Linked DNA regions of Homo sapiens: region 2 is linked to region 1. A link is an interaction called in ENCODE POLR2A ChIA-PET data of the cell type or tissue named here. Cell type or tissue: K562. All regions are shown on one strand. Links, peaks and the distances in the headings refer to the core of each region. The heading gives the core; the rest is flanking DNA. Region 1 holds the start of NAT8L (N-acetyltransferase 8 like). Region 2 overlaps NSD2 (nuclear receptor binding SET domain protein 2).

Evidence for each region. Peaks named below come from ENCODE experiments on the same cell type or tissue, not always from the same donor. Only the 100,000 strongest peaks of a DNase experiment are listed, where the experiment ranks them.
Region 2: POLR2A ChIA-PET joins it to region 1 with 5 read pairs; 2 of 35 experiments call an interaction of 5 or more read pairs at or near these places.

What each region holds. Positions count from the first base shown.
Region 1 is chr4:2,055,926-2,071,866 of GRCh38, forward strand. It overlaps NAT8L (N-acetyltransferase 8 like), which reads left to right and starts at 3,402. Exons shown (of 3, transcript NM_178557.4): 1 at 3,402-3,962; 2 at 5,073-5,237; 3 at 7,835-13,164. The coding sequence starts at 3,587. The coding sequence ends at 8,202. RefSeq lists enhancers at 10,607-11,220, 13,731-14,412. In K562, for the core only: no CTCF peak of the experiment used is centred there; DNase peaks (open chromatin) are centred at 7,081 and 8,646.
Region 2 is chr4:1,961,718-1,966,717 of GRCh38, forward strand. The region is part of intron 18 of NSD2 (nuclear receptor binding SET domain protein 2); the gene reads left to right. Among named protein-coding and RNA genes, the nearest start is that of MIR943, 22 kb to the right of the region's middle. In K562, for the core only: no CTCF peak of the experiment used is centred there; a DNase peak (open chromatin) is centred at 2,944.

The DNA.
Region 1 (15,941 bases), core at 6,629-11,628:
AAGAGAATGGGGTAAACTGTGAGACGTTATAAAAGATTTATTGGGCTGGGCGCGGTGGCTCATGCCTATAATCCCAGCACTTTGGGAGGCTGAGGCGGGCGGATCGCCTGAGGTTGGGAGTTTGAGATCAGCCTGACCAACATGGAGAAACCCTGTCTCTACTAAAAATACAAAATTAGCCGGGCATGGTGGCACATGCCTGTAATCCCAGCTACTCGGGAGGCTGAGGCAGAAGAACTGCTTGAACCCAGGAGGTGGAGGTTGTGGTGAGCAGAGGTGGTGCCATTGCACTCCAGCCTGGGCAACAAGAGCGAAAATCCATCTCAAAAAAAAAAAAAAAAAAGGATTTATTGGCCAGGCATGGTGCCTCATGCCTGTAATCCCAGCACTTTTGGAGGCTGAGGTGGGAGGGTCGCTTGAGCCCAGGAGTTCCAGACCAGCCTGGACAACATGGAGAAACCTTGTCTCTCTCTGAAAAAAAGAAAAAAGAAAAAAGAAAAAAGATTGATTGACATCTTACCTTGCATAGTGAAAGCTGGTTGGGATTGGAGGGATTGGCATTCCCATTGTGCTTGCAGCCCTCCTCCATCTTCCAGACTGTGGAACGCACAGGTGGGATAATAGAAAACCCATCTGCAATGCTGAAACCAGCTTCTAACACTCCCTGGCCTAAGGTGTTTCCACTGTGGTGCTGAACTGGGGTTCTGCCCTGTTTGGAAAACATCAGCTTTCTCTCTTTGAAATAATACCAGGAAGGCCCTGTGCCTGGATGAAGGAGCCTCCAAACCAGCTCCCCTTAAAGGCGATATTCTTCATTATTGCCGAGACCCTATAGAGCTTCTCACTGCACATTCTAAATTAATTAAGGATTCTGTTAACGGCGAGTTCTCAGGAGATGAAGACATGAAAGTTCAAGGTCTCCAACCTGGAGATTTCATGAGAAAAGCATCAAATATAGGACTTCCTCCAACCACAATAGATGGGACCACACCAGGCAGCCTCGCCAGAGAGGTCGTTTCCATCACTGGAGAACTTCAACATCTTGTTCTTCAGGCCAGGACCAGAAGGAGACAAAATAGGTATCTGGTTACCTTCAAAAATAGAAGCACTCTTCAGTTCTAGATTTCAAATTGTTAATAGTTGCCCTTATTTGTGTCATTTTTTCTTTTTCTTTTCTTGTTTTTGAGGCAGAATCTCAGTCTGTTGCCAGGCTGGAGTACAGTGGCACGATCTCAGCTCACTGCAACCTCCGCCTCCCGAGTTCAAGTGATTCTCCTGCTTCAGCCTCCCAAGTAGCTGGGATTACAGGCGCCTGCCACCACACCCGGCTAATTTTTGTATTTTTAGTAGAGGCGCAGTTTCACCATGTTGCCCAGACTGGTCTCAAACTCCTGACCTCACGTGATCCACACGCCTCGGCCTCCCAAAGTGCTGGGATTACAGGCATGAGCCACCACGCCCGGCCCATATTTTTCATTCTTAAATTGATTAGGCTTTGTGTTTCTAGATGTCCAAAGTCAACCAAAAAACCCCGAGGATGCTAGCTAGATGCTCAGAAGCCATCCGGTATGCGTGGCTCCTTCATAGCAGACGGCCTGACAGACCCCGTGCCAATCAACCTTGGCCTTGAGGCCTCACGAAGTTCTTAAGCGCCCACCGCACCTGTCCTCTTTCCCCCCATGCGGGGTGAGATGGCCCGGGAATGAGCCTTCCCAGCAGAAAAACTTACATCTAGAATGTCGATCATCACTGCTTTGAGAAGAGAAAATTTTTGATCAAACACGAGAAATGAGAAAAGAAAAATAGCCGGAGCTATGTGGGATTCTCAAAGATTATCTGGCCCAGAGACACCTGAGTACAGGGCCTCAGTCCCGCCTCCCCACTCACGCCCGGGGCAACTGCTGGAAGGCATTTTGTTCTTTCTTTTCTTTCCTATAGTGTCCGCCTGGCCGCCTCAGCGTCATCTTCATGTTCCTGGAATTTGTGACAAATAATGTACACCAATCAATAGCTTATGCCATTTTAATGCAAATTCTTGGTGAATTTAGGAGCTGCGTCTTCATTTTTCCTTTAAAAACGCACTTGCAACTGCTGCGAATGAGAGCGCGTGCATTCAGACCAACCTGAGTCTGTCCTTCCACGCTGCAGTCCTCAAACTTGGCCCCAACAAACTATTTCTATTCGTTTTGCCTGTTTTCTCCTTTAGGTTGAAAAGCTGACAGCGGGCCCCAGACACTGAGGGGGCGCCTTCCCAGCTTGGCTTCCCCTCCCCCCCACGCCCCCACCCCGTCCCCTGCCCCTCTCCAGGGCCCGTTCTCTGGCGGACGGGGCTGTGGACCAGTTCAGCCGCCCCTCCCCACCCCACCAGGGCGCTGCGGCCTCACTCCCACGTCCACGGGCAGGCCCAGCCCCTCCTGGCCTTCAGGTGACCTCAGCTGCCCGGCTGGCCCCAACTCCACCGCACAACGCAGACTGCGGGTCCCCAGGCCTGGACCCCTGGCCCCGTCCCGCCCGCGCATGTCGGGGAAGCTCTGCTCCGGCAGCCCTCGGGGTGGTGCTGGGAGGTCGCGCAGAACTGAAGGGGGCTAGGTTCGAGAAGCGCCGAGGATGGGGTCTGCGACCGCCTCCCCGCACCTGAGCTTCTCCGCCCCAGCCTGCGGCGTCTGCAGGTCCTACAAGGCGCAGAGCCCCCGCTGCACCTGCACCGAGGCCACGGGGCGCATGCGCGGCCGCGGGGGGCGGGGGCCGGGCCGGGAGGGGTCCTGCGGGCCCCGCATCCCCGTGCCCACTGCGGGGCTCGGACAGGGGGGCGCCGCGCCAGGCCGCAGACCCCGCCCTTCCGCGTCCCCACTCCGGCTGCCCGTGCGGCTCCGGACGAGGCTTCCCGGGGGCTCCGGGCCGGGGCAGCCGCGGCGCCCTCTCCCCAGGTCCACCGCGGGCGCTGCTTTCAAACAAAGGCAGGAGACGGAGCGGGAGACGCTGCCGTGACTGCTCCGGGCGGCCGCGGAGGAGGAGGAGGAGGACGTGGCGCCGCGATCGCCAGCGGTCGGGCCCGGGGTCGGGGCGCTCCCAGGCGCGCGGCGTGGGAGCGGGGGGCGGGGCGGGCGGCGCCCATCACGCGCTCCGCGGCCGGGTCCCGAGCCCCGCCGGACGCCCCCGGGCCAGGAGCCCCCGCCCGCGCCGCCGCCCCCGCCCGTGCCGGGCCCCTCGCGCTGCCCGGCCGCCCCGTCGCGCCCAGCGAGCCACCCGGCGAGGCGGGGGCGGCGTCTCCCCCACCCCCGCGATCACATGGTGACCCCCGGCAGCCAATGCAGTGGACGCTAGGACCCTGCGGGCCGCGGGCGCCGCGACTGCACCGGCGCCGCCGCATTATAAATACTTCTCCAAAATGCGGCGCAGCTCCCTGCGCGCGCCCCGGCCGCCCGCCGCCTCCGCCCCGCGCCCCTGAGCTGCCGCCGCCGCCGCCGCCGCTGCCGCCGCCGCCGCCGCCGCCGCGGGTCCGAGGGCGCCGCGCCCTTGCCCTGGGCCCGGCCGTGCCCGCCGCCGCCCGGCCGCGTCCCCGCTGCCGCGCCGCCCGGCCGGGTGCATGCATTGTGGGCCTCCCGACATGGTCTGCGAGACGAAGATCGTGGCCGCCGAGGACCATGAGGCGCTGCCGGGGGCCAAGAAGGACGCGCTGCTCGCCGCCGCCGGCGCCATGTGGCCCCCGCTGCCCGCCGCGCCCGGGCCGGCCGCCGCGCCCCCCGCGCCCCCACCTGCCCCGGTGGCTCAGCCTCACGGCGGGGCGGGGGGCGCGGGGCCGCCGGGGGGGCGCGGCGTGTGCATCCGCGAGTTCCGTGCGGCCGAGCAGGAGGCGGCGCGCCGCATCTTCTACGACGGCATCATGGAGCGCATCCCTAACACGGCCTTCCGCGGCCTGCGGCAGCACCCGCGCGCGCAGCTGCTCTACGCCCTGCTGGCGGGTCAGTGCGCCGGGCCCCCGGCTGCCGCAGTCCCTCGGGCCGGCGCGGAGCTCCCCCGCCCCGGCGTCCACGCGGACCCCGCGCCCGGCTCCCGGGGACCAGCCTGGGAAGCCCCCCGCTTTCTGCCGCGCCGGGCCCCGCGCAGGGCTGGCTATGGGCGTGGGGATGGGCGCAGGGCCCCGAGCGGGCCGGAGCCGGGGAGGGTCCGGGGTCCGCACCTGCGTCCCCGCCGCGCAGCCCCCCACCCCCACCGCCTCCCCTGTCCCCTCCCGGGCATCCTGGGTGGGGGCGGGTGCCAGGGCAGGTAGCGCCCGCCGCGGCTGGGCCCCGGCGAGTGCCTAAATATAATCTGCGGGCGGGGGAGGCCGCCTCCCGCTCGGTGCTAATTTATGAGGGGAAGACAGCCGGCGCCGCGGGGGGTGCGCGCGCCTGGCACAGCCGGGGCGGTCGCAGAGGGCGGCCCCTTCAGCGTCTTTGGGTGCCCTTCCCCTCAGAGCTTCCTGCCGGGGTGAGGGGGTTCGCTCCCATTTTACAGATGAGGCGCTTGAGGCCGCGTAGGGAGGACGCGACTCCCCCAAGGTCACGGCAGCCGAAATGCGGCTGGAAGCGGTGTGGGGCCTCCCTGCCCTGTCCCTGCCCTCAGAGCTCCCGGACGCTGGCCAGGAAGGGCTCTTGCTGGGGCCCTGGGAAGAGGGGGTCCTGGAGCCCGAGGCTGGAACGTGGGACACCCCCCTTCCTCCTCCCCCCTCCCCCCTCCCCCGCGCGGGGCCTGGTCTGCGGGGCAGCTCCCTGCCAGGATCTGCCCACCTTGGCTTCAGTAGGCCAGCGTGGGCAGAGTCCTTCCCGGCCCGGCCATCCCGAGGGTGTCCTGCCGTGTTTGGAAGCTCAGAGACCCGCCGAGGCTCATTCCAGGCGGTGGGGGTGGGTGGGGTGGCTGTCTTCACCGCAGGAAGCTTGGAAATAGGGAGAAGTAGAAAGCACCCGAGATGACCCCGGCTCCTCCACCAGGAGCGCGGCCGGGCGCGGCGTCCCTAGCGGGCTTCGCCGGGGTGGCGTCTCTGGGGCCTGGGGACCCCCGCCGCGCCGCTGACCCGCGCCCTCTGCCCCCAGCGCTGTGCTTCGCCGTGAGCCGCTCGCTGCTGCTGACGTGCCTGGTGCCGGCCGCGCTGCTGGGCCTGCGCTACTACTACAGCCGCAAGGTGATCCGCGCCTACCTGGAGTGCGCGCTGCACACGGACATGGCGGACATCGAGCAGTACTACATGAAGCCGCCCGGTGAGTCCCGCTCCCGCCGCTCCCCGACCTCCGCCCCAGACAGCCCTCGGGGGCACGCACTCCAGCGACCTCAGGGCAGGCCTGGGCGAGGGCCGGCGTGGGTGGGCCTGAGCCGGGGCCCCTGTGACCTGAGCCTTCTGGGTGACCGAGGCCTCCGGTGTCAGCGGGGCTGGGGGAGGCACGGCCGGTTCCTCCCGCTGAGTGACCTGAGCTGGCCCTGCGACGCAGTGGCTCCACCGTTCCCTGCTGTGGATGCGTCTCCCTGGCGCCTGCTGCGGTGGGGCAAGGGCCGCTGGGCTCTGTGGGTCCCATCTGGTGTGCCTTGCGGGGATGGGGTTGCCTGCAGTGCCAGGGTCCTGGGGGGAGAGGGCTTGTGTGGCAGGGGCCGGGGACCCTATTGGGGCACAGAGGATGGGGTGGGGGCAGGGGACCTGACCTTGAGCCTTGGCCTTCACTTCTGGCCTGATCGCTGGGCCGCTTAGCTGAAGGGTTTTGTCCCAGCCTCTGTGGCCTTCTATAGCTGGAGGAGCTGGGTCTGGGCTCTAGGGGGGGTGGGGGTTGTTCTCCACCCTCGGGCTGGCCCCCAGCCGCTGAGCCACACCGGTTCCCCCATGCCGGATGCCGCAGGGGTGAAGACTCTGCTCTCTGGGGTGGGAGGCTCTCTGCGATCCTGGAGCGTCTGTAGGCCAACGAGAGGGACAGAGTGTGGCCCAAAGGGTTGGGCAGGGTCTGTCAGGAGCCCGGTCAGTGTCAGGGGAGGGGCAGTGTCTGGCACCGCTGGCTGCCATGCTCCACCCCCGCGCCACGGCCTTGGTGCCTGCTGCTCTCCCTGACCCTTTCCTAAACCCAAACAGAGCATCTGAGCAGCCCCTGAGCCCTGGCCAGCCTCTGCTTGGGAGGGGAAACGGGCCATGAGGAAGCACAGGCCACAGCAACACAGGGGGCTCCGGTGGGCACACGGGGCATGGCCCTGCTCCCTCTGGGCCGTGGCCTCCCTGGTGTGAGGGAGTGGAGGGGTAGCTGGCAGGGCTGCAGGAACACCCCACGAGGGCAGAGGCTGGATAGCTGCTGATGGCCCGTGGTGGATTCTGGGAGCTGCTTGTGCACATGGGGAAACCGAGTCTTGGGAGGAGTGAGGTGTGCCCAGGGCCACATGGTGCTGGGGGTTGCTACTTCTGGGATGGCCCTGATCTCTCGTCTTGCCTGGGTAGGTAGAGGCAGAACCCCTGGGTGGTGGGCAGGCCAGCTGGTGGGAGGGATACTGGTCCAGGATCCCCTCCTTGGAGGTAGAGATGCTGTGTGGGTAGGGAGATGGGGGGTTGGGTGTGGGAGACCCCAGGGGCTCCAGGACAGGGGGCCGAGGAGGGGCAGCCCTCCTGGGAACCCTGGAGCTGCACAAAGCTTGGAGGGCCCAGCTGCTCGTGTCTGTGGCGATGGCAGCGGTGCCCAGTGGCTCCCCCCCACGCTGCTTCTCCTTGAAGGGCCTTCAGTACCCCTTTAGCTGCCTGCCAGGCCTCAGTGTCCAGCAGTGAAGGAGACAGAGGTCCCCTTCATGGAGCCAGCAGGCTGGTGGCTGTGCAGAGGGGCAATGGGGAGGGATGGGAGGGCTTCCCGGGGCTCGGGGCAGGTGCAGAGCCTCCTTGAGTAGGAGGCTGGATGGGCCACAGGCAGGCTGTGTGGCCCTCCACTGGCCAAACCCTTGGTCTTCAGAGAGGTCTCTGGGTGCCACCTCTGCCTTTGGCTGCTGGAGGTGGCTGGGCTTCCCCTGTGGCCAGTGCCTGCAGGTTCCCTCCCACAACCGCCCCAACCTGCCCCTGCACCTCTCCTCCTCCCCTGCCGGTTCCCCTCCCCCACGACCGCCACCTCCTGGCTTCGTGCCTGACTCGAGGTGAGAATTGGGCCGTGCTGTGGATGGGGTGATGGCCTGGCCACTTGGCCTACTGCCAGGAGAGGCCGGGGCCAGAGGGGCCATCCCCTGTCCCCCACTTGGATTTATAGGAAAGCTCCTCCTGGGCTGCAGGGAGCCTTCTGGACGCACTTTGCTGACCCCTGCCCTTTGCGGCCCTCTGCTGTGGGTGCTGGAGTTTGCCGTGATGGCCCGGGTGACCCTGGGTGGCCAGAAGCCACAGCAGTTTGGCTGCACCATGGCCTGTTCAGGGTGGCCCGGGCCATCAAGGCATTTGGTCTGGGAGTAGCTGGGCAGAGGGCAGCGGCCTGACTGGGCAAAGCCTGCCCCAGCTCTTGGTCTCAGAGGAGGGACTCGGGCCTTTGACCACTACTCTGAGCAGCGCAGCCTCCAGGCTTGAGTGGGTCCTGGCTGTTGGCCTGTTGGGTAACAGGTGTTGGGCTGGCTTTCTCTGCTTAAGGAGCTCTGGAGGGGGGCTCTACCTGCTTGTCCTGAATAGTGGCTGCCCCCTCCCTTGGCTCCAGCAGAGCTGGTAGCTAGGCCCCGGGGGCTGCCGGGATTGGGTGTCCCACTGCCCTGGCTTGGTGTCCAGCTGGAGGGGGCAGTGCCAAGGGCCCTGTCTCACCCCAGAGGTGGAGGGGTCTCCCCAGCCTTCCTCACCGGGTGTCCCTGACCGCCCTATCCCCTGCAGGCTCCTGCTTCTGGGTGGCCGTGCTGGATGGCAACGTGGTGGGCATTGTGGCTGCACGGGCCCACGAGGAGGACAACACGGTGGAGCTGCTGCGGATGTCTGTGGACTCACGTTTCCGAGGCAAGGGCATCGCCAAGGCGCTGGGCCGGAAGGTGCTGGAGTTCGCCGTGGTGCACAACTACTCCGCGGTGGTGCTGGGCACGACGGCCGTCAAGGTGGCCGCCCACAAGCTCTACGAGTCGCTGGGCTTCAGACACATGGGCGCCAGTGACCACTACGTGCTGCCGGGCATGACCCTCTCGCTGGCTGAGCGCCTCTTCTTCCAGGTCCGCTACCACCGCTACCGCCTGCAGCTGCGCGAGGAGTGACCGCCGCCGCTCGCCCGCCCGCCCCCCCGGCCGCCCTGTCCGCCTTTGCCCGCCTGCCCGCCGCCCGGCGCGGCCTGCTTTCAGACGCTCAATTGGCGTTTGTGTTGGGTTTCCCCTTTTCAACATCCTGCGGTTGTCTGGCTGGTTCCGGGGGGTGCGGGGCTGTTGTTCTTCGGCGACACTTTGGTGGGGGTGGGTTGTTTGTCGCCATAGCCCCTCGCCCTTCCCCACCTGCCTGGGCGGCTTGCCACCTGAAGAGTGGCATCTTGGACCACCGCGGCTGTCCATGACGCTGCCCTGCCCGCCGCCACTGGGGAAGGCCCAGCCTTGCTCACCAAGCACAGAACCTCTGCAGCAGATCCCGGGGCCAGGCTCCGGCCCCGCCTGCGGCCCCAGCGCCACTGCCTGTGGAGGCCCCAGCTGGCCACGGCGCTGCTTTGCTCCGCGCATGCCGAGGGTGTGGCCCGGCTGAGCATGCCGCATGCACACAGCCCCGCCCTGCCGCCCTGCCCAGACTGGACCCGGAGACCCGGGCTGGTGAGCGCCCCTGTCCCCAGCCCCCAGCTGGCTGTGGGAGGGCCTGCCCCTGCCCCCACCTCCTGGAGGGCCTGGTCTGCCCCGCGCCGCCCGGCTCTGTCCACACCTGCTTTGCTCTGACGCCCTCCATTTCTCTGGCTCCGGCCCCTCCCCTGCCTGGGCTGTGCTGACTGGTGTCATCACCCAGGTGACTCCCATGGCGTCCGTGGCACAGCCAGGGTGGGGGTCCATGGGACCCCTCTCCCCAGTGCCCACTGGATCGTGCTGGCCTCTCCCAGATGTCCCCGGGGACCTCCTGCCTCTGGCTGACGGTCCACCCTGTGAATCTTATCAGCCCAGGCTGCTGCCAACAGCGCCCAGCCCACAGCTTCTCCCAGCCTGAAACCAACACATTTTCTAATAAGTTATTTAGACAGAATAGCACTCTGCATGACTTTAATTCTTGGGACAAAACGGTAGTTTGTACCCTAAGACACAGTTTCTGGCCCAGTGTGATGGGGGTGGGTGGCCGGGTGGGTGGAGCGTTTTGCTGTTGGAAACCTGGAGGGAAACCCTGATTGGATGTCATTTCCTGCCATGGAGCACGCCTCCCAGCCCTGGCCTGCAGTGTGGGCAGGGTGGGGGGCAAGGGAGTCCGCAGCCTCCGGGAGGAGGGGCAGGGCGCTGCCTTGGGCTGGGTGGGAAGAGGGGTGGCCGCCTCGGCTTCCGCTGGCCATGCTCCTGGTCTCTCCTTCCTGAGGTCACAGGCAGGGGCTGCCCTGGACGGGGGGCGGGGGGGGTGGCCTGGAAGGGGAGACAGAGGTGGAGGGTGGCACAGGCTGCACATTCAGCTTAGAAGTGGACCTGGCTTTGGTGGCAGGAGAAGAATAAACACTTGCCCAGACCCCTTTGTGTGGGGGAATTGGGGAGGGGTCGTGGCAGGCAGGGTGGGCCACGGAACTGGGTCCCAGGCATCAAGGCCACGTGCAGGGCCATGGAGGGATGCTTCTCACGAGGCGCTTCAGAAGCGAGCGAAGGGACAGAGAAGCCCTGCGTCCAAGGGCCTTTTGTCCTGTTAGCAATTGAGGTGTGCAGAGCACTGTACAGACCCCACTCCCCTGTACATTCCTCCCTGGAGGTGCCCGGTCCCCGCTTGGGGATGGGAGTTTTGTAGACTGTACAGAAATCGGCACCCTATTTTCTTGCAGCTCAGATTTTGTTAATCTGGAATATACAGACAGACGTAAAGTGTTTTAGCAAAATGGAAACAAACAGTTGTGCCTTTTTCCTCTTTTGGTTTGGTTTGGGTTTGGCCTGGGGCTGGTCCCAGTTGGTGCGGGGCATGCTGGGGGCAGGAGGGGCAGGGCGGGCCAGGTGGAGTCAGGTCTTGGGGGTGTCATGTCGGGGTGCTGCCAGCGTCCCTTGGTCCTGTGCCTTTGGAGCCTCGGGCTCCTGGGGTGCAGGGTGCTTGGGGGTGGCTGTTGGAGCCCACCGACGCCAGGGCAGGGCCTGGAGGCCCAGGGACTGCCAGTGTCTCCTTGATATTGATCCTAGCAGATCCCCCTCCTGGGGGTTCTGAGAGTCCTGGGCAGTGTGGCCTTCTCTCATTCTGGTGGCATCTGCGCCCGTGAGTGACCTCTTCCTTGGCTGCACTGCCCTGTGGGTGGTGAGACGCTTGGCCTTTTTTGTTGCTGCCAGGACTTGGTAGAGATGGCAGGAAGGGTGTGCGGGGTGGTTGTGTGCAGAACCCTGCCGCCCCTGAGGTGAGCAGAGGCACTGGTGTGCCTGCCAGGCTGGGGCGGAGCTGCCCGGAACCCTTGCCAGGCCAATGTGTAGCTTGGTGGCGCCCTTGAAGGCCACTGGGGGGTAGGTGTGTCCTCCCCCGGGGCTGGAGGCCGGGTGCCTGGTGGGTGGGCCTGACCTGGCCCACCTCATCCCTCCAGCCTGGGATCTCACTGCTCTGCACATGTGCACTGACGTGAATTTTATACGTTTGTAGAAACTCTGATGTAACTTCTTCTACCTCTGAAGCGCCCTCCTGGGCCCTGCTGTCACGTGGCTGGTGCGGCTTCCCCGAGTGCTGGCCCCCTGCCCGCTCCCCATGGGCACCCACCACTCAAACTCTGCGTGGTGAGGCCCGGGGAAAGCCAGGCCGGGCCCTAGCACTGCTCAGGGGCCTGGGGCTCCTGGGATTTCTGTGTGTTTGGAAGCCTCTGTTTTTGGAGTGGGGGGCGTGGAAGGCGGGAGGGGCTGACAGTGCCTGGGGCCAGAGCTGGGCGAAGGAGGACATCCTCACTGGACGAGCACTGCAGGCCTGACGAGAGGCTCCGGGCAGCTGAGGGCTGAAGCGCCTCGGGATGCCCCACACTGCCCAGAGCCACGGGTCTTGCTGTGCTGGGGGTGGGGTGGCCCCAGGCAGCTGCCACTGCCCAGGTGTGAGTCGCTGCAGACCTGGTCCCTGAGGGTGGGAGGCCTGCTTGTGCTGAAGCTGCCATGTGGTCTGGCCCCCAGAAGGGCTCCTGAGCGTAGGGAGTTGAGCCCCGCAGCCGTGGCGGCATCTCCTCCTCCTTCCTCCGCCCCATGCCCAGCCTTGCTTCCGGCTGGTGGCATGCCTTGGGGCCGGGCAGCAGGTGAGAAGCTGCCCCCGGAGGGAGGGGCCAAGGGCTGGGTCAGTCTGGCCTGAGGGGTGGATGGCTGGCCCTGGGGGAAGGCTGGGCCTGGGAGGCCCTGTGGACAGCAGGCCTGAGGCCACGAGGTCCTGGGGCCACCCCTCTCCTGCTCTGGGTGTCCTTCTCAGAGAAGATGGCAGAAGGCTGCAGGCCCTAGAGGGGACGACGGGCTGGGGACGCCCTGAGCTTCCTGGCTGTGTGGCAGGTGCTGGGGAAGCTCTCTGGGCCATAGGGACCTGGCTCCCCTCTGAGAGGCCCGCCTGCCCTGGGGCACCCAGGGCTGTGCTGGTGGCCTGAGGCTGGGAACTTGGGTTCCTGGGCTCTGCTGGCGCCTGGGCTTTGTGGGGGCCGAAGGTGGTTGCCCCGCCGGGCAGGGGGCTGTGTGGGCCCTCGTGGGGCCACCTTCCTGTCAGTGCCCGAGGGACGGTGGGACAGTTGCCCCTGCGCCAAGGGAGCCCACTGCCATCCCCCGTGGGCTGGCGCTGCAGTCGCGCACCCTGTGTTGCCTGCTGACTTGCTTATGTCTGTTTGGAAGCTGCTTCTGTTTGGCCACAGGCCTGTGTTCCTGGGCTGATGGCCACAGAGCTGACACTTGGGGTTTGAGTTCCAGACTTGCAGACCCTGGGATCCGCTTACTCCTCCGCGCCACGGCTGCTGTGCTTCCAGAGGTGGCGTGATGCCTCCCGGGGCCATGGTGGGGTGAAGGATGGCGAGCCGGACATACCATTGTTGGATGTATTTTTTTTAAAACAGCAATAATTAGCCATTTTAAAGGAGGGATGTACCTGTGTGTGTGCATGTGCACGTGTTTGAGCGTGTGTGTGTGTGCAAGTGGGTTCTTGGATATGTGTAGTGTGAGCATGTGTGCATGTGTGAGCCTGTGCACGTGCATGTTGTAGGTGCATAAGCATGTACACGCGTGAGCATGCATGTGTGTGTACACGTGTATAGGTGTACATGTGCATGAGTTGTGTACATGCGTGAGCACGTGTATAGATGTACGTGTGTGTGCGCATGTGTGCGTGTACATGTGTTTGTGTCTTGGGTATGCATAAGCATGCACGTGTGTATGAATGTGCGTGTGTATGCATGAGCACGTATGCATGTGTGATGCGCATGTTCTTGTGTACTTCTCTGAGGGGGCACATATGTATGAGTGTATGAGTGCATACATATGCATATGGTGTACGTGTGTGTACTTTGTGTGTGGGCATGTATGCGTATGAGTACTTGTGTGTGGCTGGTGTATGGGTGAGCATGCACATGTGTATGGATGCATATGTGAGCTGTACATGTAGAGTGTACATGTGTGTTGCATGAGCATGCATGCGTGCGAGTGCCTGTGTGTGTACTTGCATATATGTGGCTGTGCAGGTACCCGGCGGTGGTGGGCTGGCAGTGCCCGGGGAAGCAGGTCCTGCTCACGGCTTCCCTGCTGGGCCCCAGGCCCCGGGCTGAGCCTCCCTGGCCCCTCTTGCCCCTCAGTGGAGCAGGGCCTGGGTGGAGGGCCTGGGCAGCTCCAGGGCAGGTCCGGGGAGGCCAGGCTTGGGGAGCACAGGGGGTGGGGTTCACCTGCTGCTGTTTGTTCCCGAAACTGTACTGTGAGCCCACGGCGGGGGCAGATTGTTCTGAGGCCCCAGATGTGCCAAAACAGCCCCCAGGGTGGGGGCGAGCGAGTTCTGAGGAGAGGGGCTGCGGGGGCCGGGGGTGGGTGTGTGCCCCTCCCCTGAATGGCCCCCAATGCTGCTGTTTTTCAATAAAACCAGAGTTGAAGGCACCTGGCTCCCGTGCTCTCTTGAGGCGCTTCCTGCCCACTGTGTGGCAGGGCTGGCTTTCAGGGATGTGGCCCCACCCTTGGTTGCCCAGTTTGGCCCCCGCCGCCTCCCCCTTCTCCCCTGGCCACCCCCTTTCCCCACCTCGGCTCCCCTACACCTGGCCAGGCTGCCCTGCAGCCAGCACTGCCCCCTGGAGGGAGTGTAATCCAGGAGGTGGGGCAGGGGGGCTTGGTGGCCCCATGGGCTGAGGCCCCTCCCCCAGCAGGCACCCAGCCGGGTGGGCTTTGCCCATTCACTCTCAGGCCTGGGATCCCCCTGAGCAGCTCCTGGGCCCTGCCCTCCCCCAGCTCTGTGCTTGGTCCTGGGTACTCTAACTCCTGGCAGACAGCTTGTCCCCCAGCCCTTGCCCCCGCCCCATTTTTGCCACCCCAGTGGGACAAGGCCCCGCTGCCCTGTCCTCCTGGGTCTGGGGTTCCCAGTTCCTGTGGTTATGTCGACCCTTGCCCTGGCAGCCCCGGCGCCTGCCTGCCTGGCCCCTCGGAGGAACAGCGGTGCTGAGGGAGGGTGTGAGGTGAGCGGGCATTAGAGCCCACCAGGATGGGGGTGGACCCCCAGTGTCTGTGAGGGAGGATGCCAGGGCTGGGGTCCAGGCCGAGGGTGCTGCAGCTCAGGGCTGTGGGGTGGGGAGCTTGGTGTCGGGAGTCTCACAGACAGACATGGGGTGGACACAGACCCCTGCCCTGGCAGGTCCCCGTCAGGATGCCAGTCTTGTTGGCAGAGGAACTCCTGGAGTCTGGGGGTCCCCCAGCTCCACAGCCGGTCCCCTGGGCCACTTTCCTGGTAGGGGTTTCCTTGGCCCGGCTTCTGCCTTTCCCACCCTCCCAACCCGTGCCGCCAGGCCCTCCAGCCAGGACCCTGAAGGAACCCCAGGCTGCGAGTATCTTTCCAAGGGCAGGGGCAGGGGCAGGGCTGCCCCTCAGCCTGGAGGGCTAGGCAGCCTTGGCCTGGGCTCGGGTTACGAACAGCAAAGCCCATGTGGGACATCCCACTGAAACTGCGGCAGGATGGAGGCCTGGGTGCGGCGGGTACATCAAGGCCTGGCGGGCCTGTTGGGGCTCAGAGTGCTGCCCAGGGAACGCAGGCAGGGGCAGCACCGCGCTGGTGGGAGGGCCCAGCAGTGGCTACGGGCAGCTCCCTGGATCACTGGGACGTCCCACCACAATGGGGGCAGGCCCGGCCACCCAGGACCCACACACATGGGAGGCGGTGAAAATGTTTTTGAAGCCAGGAGAAAATCAGGCTGTCTCGGCCAGAGTGGGTGTTCTCTTCCTGGGGAGAAACCAAATGCTTCCTTGAGCCACAGGATGGGCACCTGGCTCCCCCAGGGGGCAGGAAGCACCAAGAGGGGCGAGGCTGGTGTGGCATAGCAGCAGGACTGTGATCTGGACTCAGCTGTCCCTGCCTCCCCAGCACCGCACACGCTGTCAGGCAAATGCTGCGTAATTGAAGGGAAGAAGGAACGGACTTCCAGCACCCGCAGACCACAGCAGCGAGGTCCTGACCAATTCATTGTGATGACCCAGGTCACCCAGAAAAGATGACCCATGTTCAGTGGGCACAGGCAAGCCGCGTGGGTGACACAGCCGCCACTTGAAAGAGGGCAGGGTGGTACACACGGTGGTGGTGGGGAAGGCCACTGCTCAAACCCACAGCACCATCTGCACCCCATATACTCACCCCTGGCCGGCCTCCTGCAGTGGCACCAGGTGTCCCCACGAGGAGCCAGCACCTTGATGGTGAGCCTGAGTGCTGGCCGCTCTGTGGGTGGCAGCCGGAGGTGACATCCCTGAAGGGTACAGGGGGCCCTGTGCCCCACTTCAAGGGATGCTCTTGGAGCCCAGACCCAGACCTGGGTAAGGAAGTACATGGGAGGGGCTGAGATACCCGGGGGGGGGGGGGTGGCCTGAAAGCAGGACCCCGGGAGCACATTTCCAGGGGCCACCACAGAGACAGGGAACCATGGTACAGGGTGAGGATGCGGCTGAAATCCTGGCTGGCGCACTTTTGAGCCCTGTGACCTTTTGGTGCCTCAGTTTCCCCACGTGCAAAGAGGGGATCGTGTTGGTGCCTCTGTCGCAGCCTGCTGTGAGGTGGAGGTGAGTCACAGGTGTCCTGCTGGGCTGGCAGTGAGGCCACTGTGCATGAGGGAAGGCAGAGGGGCACGTGGGACGGGAAGAGTCTGGAGGAGCTGCTTGGAGCACTGGCTGTCTCAGGAGCCAGCCTGTTTGCAGCCACTGGTCACTAGCCTGCAGGAGGCTCATGGGAGAGACCTTGTGGCCTGAGAGCATGTGACCCCAGACGCCCGCGGGTCCTCGGTGGCCCCTAGGCTGCATCCATGGGGGAGGCCTGCAGTGGGTGGCCAGGTCTTCTCATAGAGGGGCTCCTCTGGTCCTCCTGACACATCAGTCGGGAACACAAGCTCTAGGGGCCTCAGTGCCTGCGGGGAGGCTGTGTTCTCTCCATCTCAGTACAGGGCTGCACGCTGGGCTGGCCTGGGAGGACGGTGCACGCCCTGGGCCATGGCTTCCTAAAGCGAAGGGAGCCAGCAGGGGGTGACACCATAGGGCGTCAGAGCTGGTGGCTTCTTGGACACCTGCCGGGGGGAGCAGCTGCTGAGCCACGAGGCAGCCCCCTCCCCTGGAATCCATGGGAGAGGGAGCTGGGAGTGCCTACCCAGTCTGGAGTGTCTGGCCCAGACCCAGCCTGGGTCACTCCCAAC
Region 2 (5,000 bases), core at 1-5,000, 100 kb before region 1:
CCTGATGCCCAATCCTGACAGGTGTTGCCGGGCCCTTCCAGGGCGGCTCCTTCAATGGCCACAGCCCTGTGGGGGTGCGTGTCATCCCTTCCCTCACACGGCAGGCTTTTGGCTTCTGGATGACTTCAGCTGGGGAAGTGTGGCCTCCTTAGTGCCTGAGTGGTCTTTGAAAGGAAGGGAGATAGAATACATGTTTCTGCCTTTTGTTGCCCTTAAGCTCATCATCTAGCAGGAAAGTCTGGCTATTTTTAAAAGAGTAGATTAATAGTAGTGCTTGAAAACCAGATAGAAAATGATCACCGATAAAAAAATGTTGAACAATTCATGGAAGACAGATGTGATGAGACCTAGAGAGAAAGGGCTGCTATGGAAATAAGAATGGTTCCAGGAACCTTGTCAGGTGGCCCCTGGGGAAGCTATATCCCCTACCCCTGCAGTAGTGGGGCAGCAGTGGCCAGTGGAGCCTGCTCCGGGGGAGCACTGGGCTCTGTGTCAATCACAGGTCGTGGGGCTTACACCTTTCAAAGAAGTCAGTGTCATGAAGGACAAAAAGAATCCTGGGTTAAAAGAGACTAAAGAAGTACCCAGAGGAGGTGTGTGCTTCTTGATCAGAGCCTGAATCTGGGATGAGGAGCTATAAAGTATGCTTTTGGGGGCAGTGGGAAAAATTTTAATTTGGACAGGAGGCTGTTCTTCATGCTAAATTTCATAGGTATGGAAAGTGTTGTGGCTGCGCAAGAGAATGACTTGTGATGTGTTTAGGGTCAGATGTCAGATATTCGTAACTTACTTTCAAAGGATCGGGAAAAAATTTGTGTGTGTATACATATATCCATAAATAGAAAAAGCAAATGTGGTAAAACGTTAATACTGAATGAGTGAAGGGTATACTGATGTTCGTTATAGTATTCTTCCATTTTTTTCTTAGGTTTGAAATTTTTTTACTCCTAGGTTTTGTTGTTATTTTTCTTTTTTGAGACAGGGTCTCTATCACCCAGGGTGGAGTGCAGTAGCACAGTCATAGTTCACTGCAGCCTCGATCTCCTGGGCCTAAGCAATCCTCTCACCTTGGCCTCCTGAGTATCTGGGACTACAGGAACATGCCACCACACCTGGCTGATGAAATTTTTTTAAATAAAAGAATTGTCTTGAAATAGCCCTAGAGCTAGAGAGGTGGGTAGCGCTTCCTCCTACATGCTCTGTCAGGGCGCACCACCCAGGGGATAAGCTAGCAGCACATTCCTCTCAGGGCCCTGTCAACACAGGTCTTCTCTAGGAGGTGGGCTCTGGCATACCCTATGACATTGGAACAGGGATTCTGAAGTGCAAAATGAACAGAAAACCAAGAATACACAACGAGAGAGAAAGAACAAGCCCCAGTGACTCTTCAGCAACACCCTCATAGGATGACAGATAAGGGGCCTGAGCTTGCTAAGTAAATAGGAAAGCTTTGCAGGGCTGGAGCAAAAAGGCAAGATGGGAAGCAGGTCCATAAGGGCGAGAGTGGGTTTGTACACAGCGCCTCTAGGACCATGGCGTGTAGAGCAGGCAGGAGCTTGTGTTTTAACCCTCATGTGGGGACCAGTGATAAGTCTTGCTCAAAGGCTTGGTGGCCAACTGGAGTTGAGTACCCTGTGTAGACCCCTGGGAGGGTTTTAGCCCTAGGGAAGGGACTAATAAACTTGCCCCAAGAGGCAGCAAATATGCTTCTCTGTTGTATCTGGGGAGGAGGGCAGGGAGGTTATTTGTTAGACATCGAAGCCCTAGGTCTGTGCCTTATGTTTTGGAGTCTAAATGTAAACTACTTATGTGCTGTAAGAAATGCCAAGTGGATACTGCAGTTTGCTTTTGATTAGTAAAAAAGAAATGCCAGGTTGAGCATTTAATCCACAAGTTGGTTCCTGACATGGTAATCCACCTGAGGTACCTGATTGAGGCAAAGATAAAGCCTGTGACACATGAGAGACATTTAAGCAATTCATACCTCATATATTTCCTATGAAAACAAAAAACAAGCTGGGCACAGTGGCCCACGCCTGTAATCCCAGCACTTTGGAAGGCCGAGTTGGGAGGGTCACTTGAAGCCAGGAGTTTGAGACCAGCCTGGGTAACACAGACCCTCATCTCTACAAAAAAGAAAAAAAATTAGCCGTGCCTGTGATTCCAGCTACTCAGGAGGCTGAGGCAGGAGGACTGCTTGAGCCCAGGAGTTTAAGACTGCTGTGAACTATGATCATGTCAATATATTCCAGCCTGGGGGACGGAATGGGAACCCGGTCTCTAAACAAAACAAAAATTTGAAAAGGAGCCCTACTTAAACGTTTACAAAGCGCAATAGAAGGTGACCCTCGTGAGCAGACCTTCCTAATGGAAGGCTTTGCTTTTAGCGAGGACCTGAGGTAACAAGACTACATTTAAAGGAGAATGTGAACTAAGTGTATTAGAAATGGTTAAAGCCATGAATAGAGCTTTAGACGCCACAAGAAAAGAATGAGATATGGAGGGTAAATCAGACAAATACGAACAAACAGCAGCGGAGGTTAAAATAGAGTCATTGAGAGGATCCTGGGATAATGGCAGAGCAGGAAGCTGTGTCCCCACCTAGACCACAGTTGCACCAGAAGGACCTGTCTGATGTAACCATTTTGGAACTCTGGAAGCTACTGAAGGCTTGCAACTTCCAGGGGAGGCTTGGATGGCAAATTGGGGTTAATTTTGGTTTCAGCTCTTGGCACAGCAGCGGCTACCCATGCCCCACAGACAGCCATGCACATGTTCTTGGAGCACCTCGCACACAGCTTGAGGGGTTCAGGGTGAGCAAGAAGGATCCTTTTCTCCAAATAGTGGGTATCTGTGCTCAGGATCCCTGATTGCTGCTTCTGATCACAGAGGTGCAGACAAAGAGGTGCGCTGCGCTGCCGTTGTTATCACACCTCCCTCAGTCGTTACAAGCCCCTCCCCCTCCAGCTGAAGTATCTTCAAGAGTATTTAAAGGGCCAGCACCAATTGCCCCCCTCTTTCATTTTTCTCTTTTTCCCCTTTTGGGAGCCAGACATTAAAAGACTAGGAAATTCAAAAACAACTATGGGGAAAATAAGAAAATTTAGAAAATTAGACAGTGACTGCATGCTCAGGGAAAGGTACAGCTCAAAAAAGATCTGGAAAGACCTTAAATTTCCATCTTGGGTTGATCCTCTGCACAGAAACAGCCTGCAACAATCAAAACAAGAACAATAAATAAAAATAACAAAAACAGCAAACCTAGGGCAAGGGGAGGAAGAATCTAATTTCTAGAGTTACCACATTATTAGACTTAACATGTCCAGTGTTCAGCAAAAAAAAAAAAAAAAAAAAAAAAGCCTACAAAGAGACAGGAAAATATGGCCATTTAAAGGGAAAACAAAATCAGCAGAAACTATCCCTAAAAGAAAGGCCAGATGATAGATCTACTAGACAGAGACTCTAAAACATCTGCCTTAAAGATGCTGAGAAAACTAAAGGAAAACCTGCAGAAAGTCAAGAAAATCATGCATGAACAAAATGGCAGTATCAATGAAGAGATAGAAAACCTATAAAGAGAAACAAACAAAAAAAGGAATTGTTGAGCCTGAGAAACAGAAAAGAAGATTGAAGAAAAGTGAACGGATCATAAGGGGTATGTGGGCTACCACCAAGCAGACCAATATATCTATTGTGGGAGTCCCAGATGGTGAAGAGAGAAAGAGGCAGAGACAACTTTGAAAAAATAATGGCTGAAAAATTCCCAGGTTTGATGAAACACACAAATATAAACATCTAAAGAAGCTCAATAAACTCCAGATGATCAAACTTTCGAAAACCAGAAAAAGAATCTTGAAAACCGCAAGAGGAAAGCTACTCATTACATGCAAGGTGTATTAGTCTATTTTTACACTGCTCTAGAGATACTACCCAAGACTGGGTAATTTATAAAGGAAAGAGGTTTAATTGATGACTCACAGTTCCACATAACAGGGGAGGCCTCAAGAAACTTACCATCACGGTGAAGGTGAAGGGTACCTTTGCACATGGCGGCAGGAGAGAGAAGTGTGTGAGAGCCCAGGAAAAACTACCATTTATAAAACCATCAGATCTTGAGAGAACTCACTCACTGTCATGAGATGGCATGGAGGAAACCCTCCCATAATCCAGTCACTTCCCACCAGGTTCCTCCCTTAACACCTGAGGATTACAATTCAAGATGCGATTTGGGTGGGGACACAAAGCTAAATCATATCACAAGGGATTCTCAATGAGATTATCAGCAAATTTCTCATCAGGAATTTTGAAGGCCTACAGGCAGTGGGCCAATGCTAAAAGAAGAAAAAAAAATGTTAACCAAGACTTGTATGCAGTAAAACTGTCTTTCAAAGATAAGGGTGAAATTAAGACATTCCCAGATAAACAAAAGCTGAAGAAGTTTTTTAGCACTAGACCTGCCTTGCAAGTAATGGTCAAGAGAGGTAATGGAGAGAAGTCTTGTAGGTTGAAATGAAAGGATACCATACAGTCACTACAAGTTGTATGAAGAAGAAAGATCTCAAAGTAAATACATGGTCAGCTATAAAAGTTTGTATTGTTGTAACCGTGGTTTATAACTCCATTTGTTTGTTTGTTGTCTGCATGATTGAAGAGATAGGGCTGGGCATGGTGGCTCACGCCTGTAATTCCAGCGCTTTGGGAGGCTGAGATGGGTGGATCACCAGGTCAGGAGATCGAGATCATCCTGGTTAACACGGTGAAACCCCATCTCTACTAAAAATACAAAAAAATTAGCCGGGCGTGGTGGCAGGCGCCTGTAATCCCAGCTACTAGGGAGGCTGAGGCAGGAGAATGGCGTGAACCCGGGAGGCGGAACTTGCAGTGAGCCAAGATCGTGCCAGTGCACTCCAGCCTGGGTGACAGAGCAAGACTCTGTCTCAAAAAAAAAAAAAAAAAGAGACATACATTTAAAAAACAATTACTAGTTTAAAAGCTGGTAT